3 separate regions of the Homo sapiens genome follow, and regions 1 and 3 are each linked to region 2. A link is a contact called in ENCODE Hi-C or POLR2A ChIA-PET data. All regions are on one chromosome and are shown on one strand. Each heading gives the region's core, a stretch centred on a gene start or an enhancer-like site at or near the end of the contact. The rest is flanking DNA. Distances are from core to core; before and after follow the strand shown. Region 1 overlaps HHAT (hedgehog acyltransferase). Region 2 holds the start of TRAF5 (TNF receptor associated factor 5). Region 3 overlaps HHAT (hedgehog acyltransferase).

Region 1 (4,681 bases), core at 2,125-4,624, 990 kb before region 2:
GTACTTTACGGGTAGCATTGGTGTTAAGAAATGTGCTGCTACCTGTGTACATTGCTCTTGGATCAGGGTTGTAGGGCTAGGGCATTTGGCATCCTCAGAGGTTTGCATTACGTGGGAGTGAGACATTGCTTCTCTTTCTGTTTTTGTTGTTGTTTGTGTTTTTGAGGCGGAGTTTCGCTCTGGTCGCCCAGGCTGGAGTGCAATGGCACAATCTCAGCTCACTGCAACCTCAGCATCCCGGTTTCAAGCGATTCTCCAGCCTTGCCTCCTGAGTAGCTGGGATTACAGGCATGCGCCACCACGCCCACCTAATTTTGTATTTTTAGTAGAGACGAGGGTCTCACCGTGTTGGCCAGGCTGGTCTCGAATTCCTGACCTCGGGTGATCTGCCCACCTCGACCTCCCAAAGTGCTGGGATTACAGGCGTGAGCCACCGTGCCTGGCATCTCATTCATTCTCAGAGCTAAGGACCTATTTCAATGTGATTAAGTGCTATGGGAATGCAAGGAGAGGAGAGGGAAGGCTTCATTGAAGAGGCGGTAGTTCATTGAAGGAGACTTTGAGGAATGATTTTTTTCCCCTTCCATTCCTCATGTTCCATTTTCCCTGTGATTTTTCTCCCTCCTTTCTCGTTGCCAGTCAGTCCCTAATTGTGATTGTTTGATAAGGACAGCTCTGACCTGAGAGATTCAATTAATGTTAATTTAAGGAGACTGTGTGCTTATTAGGTGCTTTAGATACATTATTTCTAAACCTTACAGTAACTGGGAAAGATAAGTGTTGTTATCTCTTTTCACAGTAGGATAGAGAAAGCCTTGGAGGGGAGCCAAAGCCACAAACTAGTACATGTCAGGGCCGGGTTTTGGACTCCTCTTTTGGATCAACGCCTGTGCTTTATCTACTGTTTACTTTGCCCCCTCCTTGGAAGTAGGTTAGATGGATGAACTTAGGGTGAAAGTCAATTCTTTGGAGGGAGCAGCCGTTTTTGTGGGTGGCCAGATGTTGGTGGGAGCTCTGTAGGTAGCATCAGGAACTTGCGAGCATGGGCCTTACCTGCACCCCCTGCTTCCAGCTTAGGACCTGGCCCAGGGGGAATGTTCCCTAAAGCAGTGGTCCCCAACCTTTTTGGCACCAAGGACCGGTTTCATGGACAATAAGTTTTTCATGGACTGGGGGAAGGGGGATGGTGTTGGGATAATTCAAGCACGTTACATTTATTTTATTTATTTGTTTTGAGACAAGAGTCTCGCTGGGTCACCCAGGCTGGAGTGCAGTGGCACGATACTGGCTCACTGCAACCTCCACCTCTGGGGATCAAGCAATTCTCGTGCCTCAGCCTCCGGAGTAGCTTACAGGCATGCGACACCACATCTGGCTAATTTTTGTATTTTTAGTAGAGACAGGATTTCACCATGTCAACCAGGCTGGTCTCAAATTCCTGAGCTCGAACTCCTGAGCTCAAGCCATCCTCTCCTTGGCCTCCCAAAGTGCTGGGATTACAGGTGTGAATCACCATGCCCCACCTGCATTACATTTATTGTGGACTTTATTTCTATTATTATTACATTGTAATATGAATACAACTCACCATAGAGTAGAATCAGTGGGACCCCTGAGCTTGTTTTTCTGCAACTAGGCAGTCCCATCTGGGGGGGTGTGTTGGTAGACATTGACACCCAAAGTGTGTTTGCTTATGTCCAGCCTACTTCATAGTCTCATTTTGGTTGCTGTCACTGCAGAAGACCCTGCTTCACAAAGATAGGATGTTGGAAATGGAAGCAGGCTTTTCGGTGCTTTTGTGGCAATTTCAGGATACTTTGCCTTGACTTTAATCCAGAATGTATGGATATTTGAAGTTGTCTTAAACATACTTCTAGGGCCCGGTCATTTGCTATCTCAAACAGTTGGTCCTCTTCTAGCATGGACAAAGTCAATTCACCTGGCTTATTCACAAATGGATCTAGGATCCTTCCCAGTTCGGGTGTCTTTTGTAGTTGGGAAGTAATGCTCAAACTCTTTTGAAAGCTGAGATAGGTGATCATGCACCAGCTGGGAGAGAGAAGGCCCTGGCTTAGTCTCTTTCAAAATCTCTGCTAATGTTTGAAACGTGTCAGAAATCCCAGTGTTCACTTGTCGCCGCAATAATTCCAGTTTGGTTTTGAGTGCAGCCACTTATCTGCCGACTTGAACACAGTTCTCCCCTGAAGGGACAGATGGAGTTCATTGAGGAGGTAAGCAAGTAAGCAAGTTTTGTAACCCCTTCTATGAAATGTGCTGCCAGTGGTGACTACTTTTCTAGAAGAAATCTCTGGAGTGGCCCTCATAACTCAAACTCCGGCCAGTGATCTATCTTTAGAAAGCCATCCCACTTCTGTGTATAAAAGATGTGTGTGCTCTATGTCCATCTCACAGAGCTGTGTGAACAGATGTGAGTTAAGGGCATGTACTTTAATGTGGTTGATAATTTTAATCACATCCTGCAAAATGTTCTTAAGTTCAGGTGACATTTTTTGGCTAGCCAACACTTCTCTATGGATGTCACAGTGCATAGACTCACATTCAGAAGTGACCTCTTTGGCCCGAGTAGTGAAACCAGTCGTAGCAGTCGCTCTGCCCAAGCACATACTACCCAAAAGGACCAATTCGGTTTTTCTGATAGGTAATCATTCAAAGACTTGAATAGTTGTGCAGCTGTGGTGTTGGTTAGCAACAAAAGTGCAAGTGACATATCCTCGTGCACCTAACATCTTCATGTATATCCTCCTGAAAACTGTATCACAAAAAAACAAGCATTGTTGCCTTGTCAACACTGGTAGACTAGTCAACCCAGATTGCGTACCGCAGTGACTCATTAATCCTCTCTACCAATTGTGCCTCAATATCCGCTGCTATTTCAATTCGCCTAGTTTACTCTTCACCAATAGTAAAGGGCTTCTTAGCTTTAGCAATACGGTTAGCCACTAAGAATGATACTCTCATTGCAGACACATTTGATGAAATGGTAGCCTTCAATAATTGCTTCTGTTCTTTGTGCTTATGTTTTTTCTTTTGAAAAACTCCGAAGCCTTGTCTTTTAATGCAGGGTGCTTGGTCTCCATGTGGTGAAGCAGTTTTGAAGGTTTCATGGCTTCATTGGATAGCCAGTGGCCACATATTACACAAAGTGGGCTTGGAGAATGTGAGTCACCTGTTGCAATGAACCTGTAATTTGAGTATGACTCCTGGTATTTTCTTTTAAATGCAGCTTGCTTTTTGTTGGCAATCTTACAGTCTTCTGTCTCATCATTGGGTCTTCCCCCTTTTCAAAGAAGCTTACCAGTGATGTTTGTTTTTTACTCATTTCGGCTAGGGTTAGCTTGTGGGCTTACCAAAACTGTGACTGAGACAAATGTGCAGTGCAGGAAACAGGCACACCTGGAAGTGGTAAATAATGGGCGGGCCATGAGTGGACTAAAATAAGTGTCGGATTCTGACTGAAAGCCTGCCCACAGATGCAGCTGTACGATGGAAGTACATCAACTCACTTGCCACTATAAAGCCTGCCACCAGGCAGCATTAAGCTACTTGTTACTTGACACTCACTGATAGGATTTTGATATGAGTCTGCAAGCAATTGATTTATTATGGTCTCTGTGTAGTCAAACCTCCCTCTTAATGCTAATTTGTATTTGCAGCCACTCCCCAGTGCTAGCATCACTTGTAGTCCCAACTACTTGGGAGGCTGAGGAGGAAGGATCACTTGAGCCCAGGAGGTCAAGGCTGCAGTGAGCTATGATCAGGCCACTGCACTCTAGCCTGCATGACAGAGTGAGACCCTGTCTCTTAAAAAATAATAATAAAATGAAAAAACTAAAAAAGCTCCAAATGTATGAGTATATGTACTTCTTTATCAATGCAGTAAGTAACAAAATTCAGTGCAGTAGCAAGTAACTCCTGTAATTTCAAAGTAGTGATGCCCATGTAAATGGTATTTTGTAGTATTTTCAAAGGCTACACAGTAGTATGAAAGTATCTGACTTTTACTGGTGACATTCGTCAGAGCTGCTTTTACTACTATGATTTTTTTTTTTTTCTGAGACAGCGTCTCACTATGTCACACAGGATGGAGTGCAGTGGCATGATCTCGGCTCACTGCAACCTTCGCCTCCCGAGTTCAAGCAATTCTCATGCCTCACCCACCCCAGTAGCTGGGATTACAGATGTTCACCACCGTGCCTGGCTAATTTTGTAGTTTTAGTAGAGACAGGGTTTTGCCATGTTGGCCAGGCTGGTCTTGAACTCCTGGCTTGAAGTGATCTGCCCACCTTGGCCTCCCAAAGTGCTGGAATTACAGGTGTGAGCCATTACATCTGGCTGGAACTGCTCTTACTACTGTGAGTCGTTGTCCACATCTATAATCCAATGAAATGCTAATTTTCAGCCAGAAATTCATGAAAATAAAGATATTTGAGCTCATGTCCCCCTGAATTCTCTCTATGGACACCTTGGGAGTGGAGGGCTGGGGATCCTGGGTTACATACAACCCTACTTAGTGGTTGTTTTTCATCTAAGTACTTGCTGGCCACTTTAGCGTGTCATTTTTTTTTTTTTTTTTTTTGAGAAAGGGTCTTCCTGTGTTTCCCAGGCTGGATCACAGCTCACTGCAGCCTCAACTTCCCAGGCTCCCACCTCAGCCTGCTGA
Region 2 (4,804 bases), core at 1,662-4,161:
TTCAAAACACTAAAAGTACTAAAATTTGTCTTTAAGTTGTTTTGTTTGAATTCACATCAGTCATTTATTTGAGGGGTAGGGTATAGTGGCTAGGAGTACCAGAACCAGACTTCCCAGAATTCAAATTCTGCCTCTCTCAAACTAAGAATTTTGTGATTCTGGGCAAATTGCTCAATAGATAAGATTTTCCATCTATAAAATGGAGTTGATTATTAAATGAGTTAATATAAAAAACACTGAGCACAGTACCTGGTATATAAAACGTAATAGGCCGGGCACAGAGGCTCATGCCTATAATCCCAGCACTTTGGTAGGCCGAGGTGGGTGGATCACTTGGGATCAGGAATCTGAGACCAGCCTGGCCAACATGGCGAAATTCCATCTCTACTAAAAATACAAAAATTAGCTAGGTGTGGTGGTGCACGCCTATAGTCCCAGCTACTCGGGAGGCTGAGGTGGGAGAATTGTTTAAACCCAGGACGTGGAGGTTGCAGTGAGCCAAGATCACGCCACTGCACTCTATCCTGGGTGACAGAGCGAGATTCCATCTAAAAAAAAAAAAAAGAAACCTTAATAAACGTTAGTTATCACTTGAAGGTATTTAATGTTTTTTTATATGTGCATTTATGTACATACAGGATTCAAATTCCGCTTTATGATCAACAGGGAATTGGGACTATGTTACTGACTTCTGACTAATACCCGTCTAAAATTCCTTTACCCTTTCCACTTAGACGCAGCCCTCGAGTTATGCGGCCCCCATTTCCCACCACAATAAAGATCCACCTCTCTATCCCAGGTTTTATTCCATCATATTTAAGGCTTGGATGTAATTTTTGGAACAATTGACTGCTTTATTTAGTTGGTGGGGAGAGGAGTAGGAGAGAGAAGCAAATTACAGTCAATGACAGGACCAGGGATTCTGAGCATACCTGCATGTATGCATACTAGACACTGATGTTCCAGCCAGTGAAAGGAGATATAACTTCTAAAAAACAGTATCAACTTTATTATGCTTGGAAGTAATGAGAAGAGAGGCAAGAAGCAGGCAATGGTAAGAGAAAGCGGGTGGGACGTAGTGGCTTGCACATTTAATCCCAGCACTTTGGGAGGTCGAGGTGGGAGGATCGCTTAAACCCAGGAGTTTGAGACCAGCCTGGGCAACATAGTAAGTCTCCATCTCTTCAAAAAAAAAAAAAAAAAAAAAGGAGCTGGGGGAGGTGGGCGTAGTGGTGTGTGCCTGTAGTCCCAGCTACTCTGGGGGCTGAAGCGGCAGAATTACTTGAGCCCAGGAGATCCAGCCTGCAGTGAGCTGTGATCATGCCCCTGCACTCCAGCCTGGGTGACAGAGTGAGAACCTCTCTCAAAAAATACACACCCACAAAAAGAGAGGGAAAGTATAGTGTATGGCAGAACAGGAAGGAGAACTTGGGTTCACTAAGCACCTACTCTGTGTTAGGCGTACAGGAGTGCCATCTCATTTAATTCTCATGAGAAGATTATGAGACAGATCTACAGTCCCAAAGCAACACCCACCAGTGCCTCTCCCCCACGGAGCGGTTCATCTAACTCACCAACCAAAAAAGGTTTGGATCTGGATTTCTGGCTCTTTGGAGAAATAAGAGATCAGGTAACAATAGGCTGGCACTGGGTGGTGGCTGCTCCACTAGATCCTCCACCTGCTCTTTAGTGCACCAGCGCCTCCCTCCTTTCTCCATGACCACAACCTCTGCCTCCCTCCTGTATGTTTCCTGCCGAGCTCCTGTGCACATCTGAGTTTTTGACTCCCAAGGTGTGTATTATTCTCCCCTTTTATTGACGAGGACGGTAACTGAAACTCAGAGCAGTTAAGTACTTTTCCCACGGTGGCCTAACTGAAAGTAAAGGATCTAGATAGAATTGGAATTTTGGTCCATTTCATTTATATAGAATGTATTGCCCTTGGAGAGAATATATTGTAAGAAAGAGCCCGTATCTAAGAGTGCGCAGGCCAAGCGCGGTGGCTCACGCCTGTTGGGAGGGCAAGGCAGGCGGATCACAAGGTCAAGAGATGAGACCAGCCTGACCAACATGGTGAAACCCCGTCTCTACTAAAAGTACAAAAATTAGCCCGGCGTGGTGGCACATGCTTGTAATCCCAGCTACTCGGGAGGCTGAGGCAGGAGAATTGCTTGAACCTGGGAGGCCAGGGTTGCAGTGAGCCGAGATCGCGTCACCGCACTCCAGCCTGGCGTGAGAGCGAGACTCCGTCTCAAAAAATAAAATAAAATAAAAAATACGTATAGAGAGAGAGAGAGGGAGAGAGACAGGCAGACAGCAGACCTGGATTCAAGTTCCAGCTGCAGAGCTTGCTGAGCGTGTCTAACCTTGGGTACGTCACTCCACGTTGCTGCTCTGGCCCTCAGACAGCTCATCTGTAAAATGGGGATGACCAGGCCTACTTCACCAGCTTGTTTTGAGGACCACAGGAGATGTTTGGGAAGCCAACCGGGGAGCTCTACAACTCTCAGAGATTGCTGGTGTTAGGCCAACAGCAAGAGGAGGGCTGGCAAATTTGTGCTACCCTGAAGGAAAGTCCAGGAAGGACTGATTTGAGCCAGATCTCAAGCAAGGCCTTGAGCAAATGGGTCAACACAGGAGAGGACGGGCTGAGCCTTGTTGTGCCTGACGGAAGAGCAAGACGGCCACAATTCAGACGCACGTGAGGGAAATCAGATGACTGGACTTGTAGATACTAACGGTTCTGAAGCGGGTAGGTTAGCTTTCCAACCGCCTGGATGACGGTCTCAGCCTCCTCCCGACCCCTTCCTGCGCGTCCGCTCTTCCCCTGCGCCCGCCCGCGCCCCTCCGCCCGCGCCCCGGCCCCGCCCCAGGCCTCGCCTCCGCTTCGCCGCCGCCGCCGGCCGCAGCCAGGAGCAGCAGCCGCGCCTGCAGACCGGCCTCGCGGAGCCCGCGCGCCGAGCCCCACGTGAGTCCGGCGGGTCGCCGCCCTGGGCACCCTCGCGACGGAAGGGCCGGGGTGGGGACACCGACGAGCGCTTTTCATCTCGTCCCAGTTACTTTGAAACCGAAAGCGCCTGCTGGCGTCCGGCCGGTCCCCGACCGGCGGGGAGGGCGCGAGGCGGCGGCTGGGCCGGGGGAGGCGGAGGGGCCCGGGCTTGCGGGAGACCGGCGGGGCAGGTGACCGCCGACGGCCCGGGGACAGCGGGAGCGGTGCGGAGCGGGTTTCTTAGCCGGGGAGAGGTGTGGCGAGGGCGGAGACTGGGGGTCCAAAGCTGGGGAGCTGGTCCAGAGGGCGGCTGTGGACCGGAGGGGCCAGGTTCCGTCGGGGTGCACTGGCGGGGAGGACTTTCAGGCACGTCCCGCACATCCGCACTGCAAACCAGGCCCTGGCCCCCTTCCGCACCCGAAGGCACCCTCTCCACCTTTGCAGGGCTTTCCAATCAAAGCAACTCCAGAATGAAACTTCAGGATTGCAAGGAATGGAAGCCTCTACCAGCTGTTCGTTTGCGCGTCTTCCTTTAGAAAGCAGCTACCCCCCTCCCCCAGAAGGCGAGCTCTAAGGAACCTTGACGCAAACCAAAGCTCCGAGAGGTGGAAGGAGTTGCCCAGAGGCACCCAGAGAATTCGCAGATTCTGAGTTCTCCGTACCAGATGGTCTCCACTTTGTTCCTGTTCTGCAGGGTCTTGGTGGTTCTGAGAATTTTCGGGGCCACGCTCTTGCTGCGGGTCCCACTGGGCCACTCTGGCTGGCCGACTTTCTCTGCTCATTCGGCCTCCTTCTGCTAAGTTTCCATATTTGGGTATTTCAGATTTACTTTCATGAGAACTCAGTTATCTCGCTGTGGCAGGCAGAGCTGCCTCAGGCGAGCATTGAGGTTGGTGAAACCAGGCGAGGCTCCCTGCCAGGGCTGCCCCTGCAGCCCCCACCCTCCATAGCCTTGGGCTCTGACCCACCTCCTGTGAGGATAGGCATCTGGTAACCAGTTTAATTCTGTAAATATTTATTGGGCAGGTGCTGTGTGAGAACTGGGCTGGGGCCAGTGGAATATGGTTATTTCCTCCAGAGATACTTGCATTTTAAAAGGGCTCTGGAAGACCTGAGATGCAAAGAAATTAGTTGAACCATTTCTGGAAATAGAACAGTTTTGGGTGTGTGCGAGATAATTTTAGGCAGCAAAAGGCTGGGCTAGGAACTCTCAAATCCCAGTGCAGCTGCTCTGCCTTATGTACTCACAAAGCTGAAAACAGGGGTGTTAATGTAATTGATGGTTTGGGTGGAAACACTTCCATCCCTAACTCTAATTTGAACTAGAAAGACAGAAATTGCTGCAGGAACGATGGATGTAAGATGGAAGTGGAAAACGCCTAGCTTCTGTAAAGGTTTTTGATTTTGTTACAGTTACTGTTTTTGTTGTAACTCTATGGAATGGATCACCTCTCAGATCCCTGGCTCCTGGACAGAGGCAGGAGAAAGTGTCTGAGCCAGCATCTGGAACATGGGAAGTGATGGAGAAGGCGACTTCTCCCACGGCCTCTGGGCTGAGAGGCCTGTTGTGACGGGCAGGGTAGGATGGTGGTATTTCCCTCTGTCAGCAGCAAGCCCGCTGGACTTGGGTAGTAGGGCGATGGAAAGAGTGTGGAAAAGAGCTGCCGTCCACTGAACGTCCTGACGATAGGGACTGGGATGTTTCAGTGGGGATGATTTGCACAGTCGGGGAGCTAGATGCCTCAGAGTCAGTCTTGTTAGGCTTGCAGTGGGAAAGGCACCTCAGTACTTAGACAAACCTCCTCTGATTAGCTC
Region 3 (4,975 bases), core at 1,233-3,732, 950 kb before region 2:
TTTCTCTACTCAACAAGTTTATACTCTATTTGAGAATTCCAGGAGGACACCCCTAGCTTTAATATGGCTGATGTGTGAAGTATTTAACAAGGGCCAGAGCTGTACACAGCCAGGACAATTGGCCCTGCTCGTGGGTCCTGCCTGAAAGCTGGCCCTGGCATGCCATTTAACAAAGTGTTTTCCATATGTATGATTGTCCCTAGTCGGTGTAGCCAAAAATTGCTGGGAGAGTTTCTAGCCTTGGAATGATCAGAGAAGACTCTCTGGAATAGGTGGATTGGAGCTGAGTCTTGAATAGAAGTACTATGTTTTGAACTGACCCAAGCCTATTTTGTTGTTTAACAAAAATAAAGTTCTTTGGTTTTACTCTTGGTAACTTCTGTCACTTGGAGATGGACAGGAGTTAAATGTCTTCTCTCCCACAACCTTGCCACCAAGTGGTATGTTAAACAGTGAAGGTGTCTAACTGAATTCTCCTACAAGTACAAACATTCATTAGGTAGGGAAGTACAAAACCATCATTGAACTTGTTCCTGAAAGCTTGTGAAGCCTCTATTGTCTGTCTTTAGGTACTCCAACAAGCATCTTGCACGGAAGTTCCTTCTGAGGCTGGTGCAATTCTATTCTGCTGGCTGAAGCAGTTACCCTTCTAGTCTGATTAGAGGATAGAGCCTTATTAAAGCAAAGGACACAGACCAAGAGAGTGTTAGACTTTCAGTGCTTTGGGTGCTGGGCTCAAGGGAGGTGTTTTTTTTTTTTTTTGTGATCCTTCTGGCTCAGCCTCCCAAAGTGTTGGGATTACAGGCGTGAGCCACTGTACCTGGCCTCAAGGGATTCTTACATACATGCTTCATTATTACAAGGGTATCAGAGCCTGAGAAAAATTTTAATCCATCACATATTGAGCACCATGCTTTTCATTACTAAAATATTTATTTCTAACATTCCTTATGCTAGTAAACTTTCAGGTGCAGCTTTAGGTACCATGTTGGAATTATTTGAATTGTAGTCATGTCTGGGAGTAGATTTCTGATTAGAATCCTTCAAATGCTAACTCACTCTTTGTGGACTCCTCATTTGGATACTTTCAATGTTAAGAACTGTCCTTAGAGGTGGATTAAAGTTAATTTACACACAAACATGGAAGTGCTGTAACATGATTCAGACTTATATAAGTGCCATAACAAGACTCAGAGAGAAAGGGGGACGGGATTATTCCAGCCTAGGGCAGGTTGAATAGTGGCGGGATCTGAAATTTGGGGGGAGGTATGGGGAAGTGGGAAGGAGGGAAAACATTTCCTTCTCTCAGTACATTTCCTAAAAGTGGTGCCTGTCAGCATTCTTAAAAAGGTTATTACCTTTTAAAATCATGACATGACAGTTGATAAGCCTTTGTTAAAAAGAAATTAAGCAGCAGCAGCAAGGTAAGAGCGAGATCACAGGGGCACGTGGGAGAAGATGTAAAGTGGGGTGTCTTTGTGTGGGGAACTGACTGATGCTACTTTCAGGGATGACAATAGCTGCCGAAAAGTTCGAGATGGATGAAGGTTTGTTATTCCATCATGATTTTGCTCCCAGGTTTAATGAAAGCAAAGCTCAGGTCAAATTCTATCTGGCATGTGTACGTTTATTAAACACTTACTAGGCAAGCAGTGGAAACCAGTTTACACCAAGCTGATCAGTGGAATTGATGGAGTCCTTTAAGGAGCTTGCATCACCACCTTGCATTGAATTTGTTACTAGGTAGATAGATAATAGAATGTTATCTAGAGAAGGATGGATTTGGGGCTTTTTTGCAGACAGGCAACCAGAAATTCTCCCAACTATGTGGCTGAGTTTAGGATCTTAAAGGCCATCACTTAAGGGGGAGTCTCCAAATTGTCTAAGCCAGTCTGTGTCTCCAATGTTAATGTTGCTAATTAGCAAGTCAGATGTCACCAGGGAAAGTTACACAGACTTTTATCATGCAAGTATTCAGACCTTTGACATGGAAAACAAGAGTTAACTGTCTTTGCAAGTTCTGTTACACAATGTTTAAACAAACAGTGACAATGAATCACTTAAGCCTAAAGTTGCACCATAATGTTTTCCTCTTTAAGTCTTTTTTTATAAAACATGATCTGCCTCCCCAGGGCAAGGCTTACAAAAAATTAGCTTATAACTGATTTGTTTCTCTCCACGGAAATCTTTAGTAAAAGGCGAAAGATTTATTCGATCTGAAGAGAAACCAGTGTAATGCTACAAATTAGTTCAACTCATTGTTGCAGTAACCGCAACTCCTAGTACGCCGATGGTGCCTACAGTTCGCACAAAAAGAATTACTGCCTACAGTTTGCACAAAAAGAATTCTTTAATCTTCCCATAGTTAGAAATGTTGAGTCAAAAGAAATATTCTTTTAAGCTTTAAATAATTTACTATGTGCAGGGTACTATGGGTATGCAAATGAGATGTTGAGTCATCACCTTGAGATTCCACACCTTGTTATTCACCGGGTGCCTTTGGTGCTACCACTAGGGGGCGAAGTAGAGGCCATGCTAGCTGAGTTCTAAATCCCATCCTGGGTTAACCATGGAAACTCGTTTTAGCCCTTTTTGTATAATGGGACTTGGAGTACGATTTGTTATCTTTAGCATCATCTTATTTTGAAACAATTACACATTTACAGGAAGTTGCAGCAGTAGTACAGAGAGGCCTTGTGTACCTCTACCGAGCTTCCCCAGTGGGGAATCTTTTTTTTTTTTTTTTTAATCCCTTACTTTTAATTTTAGATTCCAGGGGTACATGTGCAAGTTTATTACCTGGGTATATTGTGTGACGCTGAGGTTGAGGGTATGAATGATCTTGTCACCCAGGTACTGAGCACAGTACCCAGTAGTTAGTTTTTCAGGCCTTACCAGTCCTCCCTGCCACCCCCCAGCAGTTCCTGGTGTCTGTTGTTGCTAACAGGAGAACCTGATGGTTAGCTCCCCAGTGGGGAATCTTCCATAGTGAACTCAAACCCAGGAACTTGACATTAGTACAACCCACAGACTTTAATCAGATTTCACCTGTTTTGCAAGCACTTACTTGTGTATATGTATATAGTTATATGTGGTTTTATCACATGTGTAGATTCATGTAAACACCAACATGACAAAGATACAGAACCTTGAAGAGCTACTCTGTGCTGCCTCTTTGATGGCCATACTCACCCTCCTCCTCTTCATCTCTAATCCCTGAAAAACCACAATGCTTTTAAATATATATGTATGTGTGTATGTGTATATACACACACACATTTAGGATTCTTATATCTTATTGGTGAGAAGATATTTTTATCATTCTGCAATGACCCTTTTTGACCCTGGTGATTTTCTTTCTCTGAAGTCTACTTTATCTGCCATTGGTAGAGCCACTCCCACTTTCTTTTGATTCATGTATGTATGCCATATCCTTTTTCATCTTTTAACTTTCCACCTCCCCATTTCATTATATTTAAAGTGAATTCCTGTGGACAGTCCAGAGTTGGGTCTTTTTTCTAGCAATCCATTCTGCCAAGCTCTGTCTTTTAATTGCTGTATTTAATTTGATTGGGGTTTATTCAGCTTCTTGAATTTGTAGGTTTATGCTTTTTGCCAAATTTGGAGATCTTTTTTTTTTGCCATTATTTCTTTGAACGTATTTTTAACCTCATATTTTTTCTTCTTTCCTTCTGGAAAATTTAATGACACCAATGTCAGATCTTTTGTTCTTATATCAAGGGTCTCTGAGGCTGTATTTTTTCAGTCAGTTTTCTCTCTCTTGTTCAGATTGGGTGATTTTTATTGACCTATCCTTAGGTTCAATAATTAAAAAAAAAAAAAAATCTCACTCTGTCATCCAGGCTGGAGTGCAGTGGCACAATCTTGGCTCACTGCAATCTCTGCCTCCCGGGTTCAAATGATTCTTCTAACCCTCCCAAGAAGCTGGGATTACAGGCATGTGCCACCATGCACAGCTAATTTTTTTTTTTTTTTTTTTTTTGTATTTTTACTAGATAGGGGGTTTTGCCATATCGGCCAGGCTGGTCTGGAACTCCTGGCCTCAAGTGATCCACCTGCCTCGGCCTCCCAAAGTTCTGGGATTACAGGCATGAGCCACCACGCCTGGCTCAATAATTCTTTCTTATGTAATCTACTTTTGCTATTAAGCCCATCTAGTAAGTTATATATTAAGTATAATGCATTAATGTAAATGTTAATATTTATATCAACATTTACTTAATACTTAATTTTGTTTTGCTTATTGTCGTTCCTTAGGCCCTGAGCTCTCTAGCCAGTCTGCTCTTTTCACCATTCACAATCCCCTTACATTCGTTTTATATGTTACATCCAAGGGTTTTAGCTGTCGTTAGTGGAGGGATAGGGATAAATGTGTGTACTATATCTTGTCTGAAAGCAGACGTCTCTGTGTTGTAGCTTGTGTTTTAAAGTAAGTCTTAGGCATCATAAATGAGTTATTTTATTAATACGCAAATAGATTTCTGAAGAAAGATGGTGGAAGTAATGGACTGTGGGGGAAGGATGGGGCAGTGTGCCCTGAGGATGTGGTGAGCCTTGGTCTCGTTCTTCTCTGTCTCTATTCCCAGTCTCCCAGGCCCCTGGGCTGCCTGTGACGGCTGGTGGGTTCAGGGGTGCGCTGGGTGGGGAGGTGTCTCTTGGACAGCTTGGGCAGCTAATGGGCAAAGGGGACAGATGTAAAGATGTATGGGAGAACTCCAGCATAGTTCTGCTCACCTGTTTCCCTGGTCTTTCAGGCAGTGTGTAAAGTAGAAAGGTGGTAGCTGGGATTATGGAGGGTTCCCTTCTTCTTCCCCTAGATAGATGGCAAAAATGTTAGTTCTCCCTTTTTCTCTCTGAGATCACACTTTCTTTAATTGGCCTTCTGCCCTGGGGGCCTCCAACATTTTGGGACTCCATGTGGAGTTCCAGTTTGCTATGTCTGCCCACTGCAGAG

What was found. A loop is a pair of places that touch in the nucleus more often than their neighbours do. ChIA-PET counts read pairs that join two places held with the same protein, here RNA polymerase II (POLR2A). Pooled maps may share reads with other maps.
Region 1: a loop to region 2 is called in a pooled map, with 2.8 times the contacts of the local background. The contact joins the enhancer-like site here to the promoter of TRAF5 in region 2. A Hi-C loop is called at or near these places in 1 of 168 maps with a recorded cell type or tissue (B cell), 1 of 37 single-sample maps with no recorded cell type and 8 of 50 pooled maps.
Region 3: a loop to region 2 is called in a pooled map, with 3 times the contacts of the local background. The contact joins the enhancer-like site here to the promoter of TRAF5 in region 2. A Hi-C loop is called at or near these places in 1 of 50 pooled maps. POLR2A ChIA-PET finds 5 or more read pairs at or near these places in 3 of 52 experiments (A673, HepG2 and activated naive CD4-positive, alpha-beta T cell).

Annotation. Positions count from the first base shown.
Region 1 is chr1:210,329,602-210,334,282 of GRCh38, forward strand. All of the region lies in intron 1 of HHAT (hedgehog acyltransferase), which reads left to right. Among named protein-coding and RNA genes, the nearest start is that of HHAT, 3.0 kb to the left of the region's middle. RefSeq lists an enhancer at 990-1,159. Within about 2 kb of position 3,375, at least 6 of the 41 ENCODE cell types and tissues checked have a DNase peak (open chromatin) inside an H3K27ac peak, as active enhancers do; they include B cell, where a contact is called at or near this core.
Region 2 is chr1:211,323,922-211,328,725 of GRCh38, forward strand. It overlaps TRAF5 (TNF receptor associated factor 5), which reads left to right and starts at 2,912. Exons shown (of 11, transcript NM_001033910.3): 1 at 2,912-2,968. RefSeq lists enhancers at 1,616-2,117, 2,387-2,776 and a silencer at 2,837-3,206.
Region 3 is chr1:210,372,034-210,377,008 of GRCh38, forward strand. The region is part of intron 3 of HHAT (hedgehog acyltransferase); the gene reads left to right. It also overlaps the pseudogene RNU5A-8P. Among named protein-coding and RNA genes, the nearest start is that of HHAT, 46 kb to the left of the region's middle. RefSeq lists enhancers at 1,015-1,927, 1,928-2,839 and a silencer at 2,515-2,604. Within about 2 kb of position 2,483, at least 16 of the 41 ENCODE cell types and tissues checked have a DNase peak (open chromatin) inside an H3K27ac peak, as active enhancers do; they include A673, where a contact is called at or near this core.